2 separate regions of the Mus musculus genome follow, and region 1 is linked to region 2. Evidence: chromatin loops called from intact Hi-C (ENCODE). Cell type or tissue: heart. All regions are shown on one strand.

Region 1 (2,500 bases), 83 kb after region 2:
GTCACTAGTCTATTATCTTAATCATAGTAACCATTTGGGTTTGATTTGAAAACCTGTGACAGGGAGATAAATTTCTGCCACTGTAGGTGAAGCTTGGAAGGGCTAACCCAATGAATATGCTCAGTTGATCACTTCCTTCCCACACATCCATACTTACATTCTGTGACCCCGGTGCTTACGATTGCCCTGGCAAGTGCTAAGTGGGGACAGCAGAAGGGTCCACAGCCTCCACAAGCTTCCAGTCTGAGTAAAAAGGAAGGCACAGAAGCAGAACAGTCATGACCAAGCTCACTGCACAATGGAGAAGGGGGCCCAGTTTGTCCCAGGGCATTCAGGGAAGGCTTCTTGGAGGAGGGGGAAAGTAACAGCTGAGCATGAAATGAAGGATTAAAGAGAAATGAACGGGAGAGACAGATAGAAAGGAGGTGAAAGATGGGTTTGGGTAAAGAGAGGTGAGAAAATACAGTGGTCAGGAAACCAGCCTCACTGACTATTCCTGGAGCTTGGACAGGGAATAAAGAATGAACAGATGATGGAGATTTCCTAGCACCTAGCACATCATGGGAAGGCGGACAGCAACTTGAACTGTGATTGTCAAAATATCCAAAGGCCCTAGAAGCACACACTTTTGTGCTCCCCCCTTCTCTCCCACATTTTCTCTGCTTTTACATCCCCCTTTGTAAGTACTGAAGCCCCCAATGGTAGGAAGCATTTGTCTAAAAATAGCCCTTCTCAAAGACCCAGTCTCTTCTGAGTTTCTCAGAACATCTGCTCAACAGTTTCCTATAACTGTTTTTGGCCATTAAATCAAAGCCGTCAGAAACAATGTTCTGTTTCTGTCTTTCAAGCAAAGAATTGCCAGGAGGCCTTCCTCTGTAACCCAGACGACAATGGGGCCAGAAATAGCTACTTCCACAGAGACTTTGGAACACCTTACTACCCAGGTCCAAGCAAAGTCACCCGTCTTGTTTTTCTTTCTTTTTAAAGACACTGTTCGACTCCCCTTGTACAGAAAAGAAACTCAGAGAGGCCTAACCTCCTGGGAGAGGAGACACTGCCCTATGCAAATTACCACCTGCAGCTTGGGGCCCTGTGGCTTGTGTAGCTCATGGTTGGTAGGGACCAGAGACTGGTAAATGTCTCATACCAGGATGGTCAGAACAACCACTTGTATGGGGCTGAGGATCGGAGGGATGGTGGGTTCTGCCATGTGATTGGCTTTAGTTCTAAGCTCTACCCGTGTTGTGCATTAAACCCCATTTCTTCATGTGGCACAAAATGTAGGAGTCTGTACTAATCTGTGTTAGTCCAAGGGAGACTTGCATTCACCAGGTTCTGGGTCCTAACAGGTCCCCCCTGCCCTAGACTATACATCCAAGTACCAAGGATCCTGGTGAGATATTTTCTCTGAATTAGACTGCTGTTGTGGTCTGCAAGAATATGAACAAGCCTTGGCGCCATGGTCCTCAGGCAGATGGCAAAAGGAGGAAGAGGGAACCAAGAAGGAGCTTGGTGTGATGCAAAGTGCACATCGTTTAGAGCCAAGGCAAGGGTCTAGCTCAGTTTAGCAGCAGAGTCCAAGTGTGAACGGAGTTGCTTGGTGCCAGAGGCCAGCTGAGAGAACCCGAGGGAGCAAAGCTCTGCTCTGGCATGCAAGATCCAGTCAGGCCTGGTGGTGGGGTGGTTGATACATTAGAAAGCTAGATTCAGCTCCAAGAAAGAGCCGTGGGAGATGACCTAAAATGTTCCCTTACTCTAGGCTAGGACTTTAGTCTGGGCAGTGGATTTAAACATGAGGCTAAAACCTCAAGGCAACTTCCTAGTACCAAGAGTTAGAGTCAGCACCCCAAGTGAACAAGGCTCATGTGACTCAGATCATGGTGCACACAGTCTATGAGTGGTGCAGGTCTCCTCTAGCCTTAAAGGAAGCAAGTGGTCCCCTTTCACAACACGCAAGGTACTGCCATCAGGGCTGGCTCAGAGTGGAGATGAGCCGGTAGGCATAGGGGAAGCCAGGGAAGCAACTGTCAGGGTGGGTTTAGCAAGCTCAACCCCCTCCCCCCAGATGAAGCTCTCTACATTTTTGGATGTTTTCTTCCACTTGTATAGATCAGCCCTGGAAGTTTGGGATAGAAGCTGGTTTCCACAGCTCATGTTCCTCAGACAGTATGCCAATGGAAAATAGATGGACCATCTGACCTGGGGACATAGCGAGGCATTTGCTACCTGGTCAGTAACTGCAGGGACAGACTGAGAAGCAGCAGCAGGCGTTTCCTTATCATCGTGTGTGAGCACTGAGCATAGCCAAACGATATCTAACGCGGAGATGATGTGATCCATTTCTTCCTTCTGTTTCCTCCTTCCCCACTTCTTCTCTCTCCTCTCCTCTTCCTCTCCCTGATCCCCGCTTCCAGGTGCAGTTTGTACCATAATGCTATGAAAGTAGTTTAATGTCACAGACAGATATATTATATATTTTACTCAATGAATCCAACAGCCA
Region 2 (2,500 bases):
TATTGAAAGTCTAAAGAACAGGTTAAATATGCAGTTATTTACGGCAGAGGCAAGAGATCAGGGACAGCAGTTAAAGTTACAGATAATCAGACCCAATAGACGTGTGTGTTTTGACATCTGATTGTTTTCCAAAATGCATCATCTTCTCCCTTTATCTTTCTAGATCCTTTCACCTCCAAAGTCACTTTTCTCTGAGTCCAGCTTCCTATTCTAAAAGTAGGCACTTTGCACTCTGCTAGCTTCAGGAATCCCCAAGAGTTGACTCCATCTGTTGAACACTAAAATTTCCTTCTAAGACAATATTCGATGTCTTTACTCTCCCTCTCTTCTTCAAATCCTTTAAGCCTGCTAAATAAAACCATGAGCCAAAGACACTAAGTTACATCTGGTCGTGGGATGCTTTCCTTCTTCAAGGACCTTTGGTACGGGAGGCCAAAAGATGGCAGAATAGAAAGGCAGTAAAGCTAGTTACTACACTGACCAGGAAGGAATCAGACTTTCCCAAAGTTAAACAGATTCTGTTCGTTTCTCCTCCCACTACCTCCCCCTCAACCTAGAAAAGAGGAGTGAGGCTCTAAGGGACTTATGACAGGGGCGCTCAGGATGCAAGTGCTCGTAGGCCGGGCAGCTAGCCAGACACCCTTTCAGCACTTCACAAGAGCCTCCCATCAAGCTCCAATACTGGGGAGACACAGTTGGGACGGGGTGGGGGTGATCTTAGAGACAGTGTCAGGCCCCTTGCTAACATTAAGGAATATTACCAGAAGTTTCTCGCTTATGTGGGAAAATTCAAACAACGGAATTAGGGAGCTGGAAATTCTATAAGCGTTTTCCCATTAGTCACAAAACACACAGCTGTGAAAATAAATACACCCAGCCCCCCCCCCCCCAAAAAAAGCCAAGGGTCTTGGGCCACCAACAGTCCTCCTGGCTTCTGCATCCAGTGCTCCTGAGGGAGCAGCGCAGCCCAGAAGGGGACCCGGAGCTGGGGTGGGGGCCTCACTGTTGCCACTCACCCGGGGAAGGGAAAAGCTCGAGATCCACTTTTTCTGTCTTGATGATGGTGAGAGTCGGCTTGAGATCGACGGCCGCCTTCATGGTGCCCGGAGTTGAGGGGGCCGGCGGGATGAGAGTAAGTTTGCTGTAACTGTTGTTTTGCTTTTTAATGGGGATTTTTGAACCCAGTGGAAGGGGACAGAGCGCAACCCTAAAATCTCAAATTCCCGCTGACCGCCCCGCGGGAAGGTGCGCGCCCAGCCAGTCCGCGCGAAGTTGGCACTTGGCGGAGCAGAGAGCGCGCTTAGGTCCCAGCCTCGCCCGCGCCTCGCCCGCCCGCTCGCTCCTCTGTCCCGGGCGCTCGCTCCCTCCTCCGTCCGGGGCGCTCGCTCCCTTGCTCGCTCGCACGGCTGGCCGGCGCTGGCGCAGTGCAGCTCGCCTCCGCTTTAGGGCGTTCCTCACCGAGCCCAGGCCCAGGGTCCCAGCCGCTGCCCTGCCCACTCGGCGAGGCGGCGAGGGCGGGGCGGCGGGGCGGGGCTTAGCATCTGCAGCCAATCACCGCCCGTCTCCCAAAAGCGAAAGGAAGGGCGGGCGAGCCTGGCCCGGCGGCGCTGCTCCAGCTATTCCGCGCGCGCGGGGCGAGGGCCTCAGCCCACCGCTGCTAAGAATGGCTGGCGAGCCTGTCCCTGGCATGCCGGGGCTACTGCCACAGTCTCGGGAAAGTCCGTCTGATTCTGCACGCATTCTTGAAGGCTTGGTCACCCTCTGCGGCCCCGCTCCAGTAGCAGCATAGTTTTCCAAGTGCGTGTACATCATTCATTCACAAAGCTTGACACACAGGACGTGAGGCGTGGGTGCGCAACGAGGGGCGCGTGCGGGGGATTCCACAGCAGGGGTCCTGCGAGGGTTCCTGCCTAGACCTGACTCAGAATCCCACCCGTGGAATGGTTGGGCAAGACAAGGGCAGTATTGATGAACAGAAACCTCAATCAACTTCACTAGCTCAGAACCAAACCTATTGGAGACCCCCAAAACAAAAGTCCCAACGCTCCTGGATTAGCCAGGGAGTCCAGAACCTGTAACTGAGTTTCTAATTATTCTGTTCCTCTAGTTGTGTCACCATTGGCCAACGCTTTGTCAGACACTGCTCTATTAGGAAAAAAAAAAAAAAAAAAAACAGCATCTTTTCCTATATCACCACACCCACCAACACTCTGGTATGAATCTCTGGGGTTCATCACAGTGCATGTCCTTGCCATATTTGAGAACTCCCAACATGCCAGATAACAAGATGAGTGAGGTAATCCATAATTTGCCACTGATAGATACCCATTATACATCGAGAGAGTTGGTATAAATTAACAAATCACCCAAGGACATGGAAGTATATATGTAACTGGAGCAAGGCACTGATGTCCACCTTTGAGTAAAAGACAACATAACAAATCTTCCTGAGCAACCTCAGGGAAAGCTATTCTTAGTACTGTTTCCTGATTTCTAAGCA

The links. A loop is a pair of places that touch in the nucleus more often than their neighbours do. Peaks named below come from ENCODE experiments on the same cell type or tissue, not always from the same donor. Only the 100,000 strongest peaks of a DNase experiment are listed, where the experiment ranks them.
Region 1: it touches region 2 in a loop (1.9-fold over the local background); 11 of 42 quality-filtered maps call a loop at or near these places.

The regions. Positions count from the first base shown.
Region 1 is chr9:32,611,669-32,614,168 of GRCm38, reverse strand. No RefSeq gene overlaps it. Among named protein-coding and RNA genes, the nearest start is that of Gm31928, 18 kb to the left of the region's middle. In heart, no CTCF peak of the experiment used is centred here; a DNase peak (open chromatin) is centred at 938.
Region 2 is chr9:32,694,982-32,697,481 of GRCm38, reverse strand. All of the region lies in intron 3 of Ets1 (E26 avian leukemia oncogene 1, 5' domain), which reads right to left. Among named protein-coding and RNA genes, the nearest start is that of Ets1, 60 kb to the right of the region's middle. In heart, a CTCF peak has its summit at 1,433; DNase peaks (open chromatin) are centred at 631 and 1,501; H3K4me3 peaks cover 2,187 bases; H3K27ac peaks cover 2,083 bases.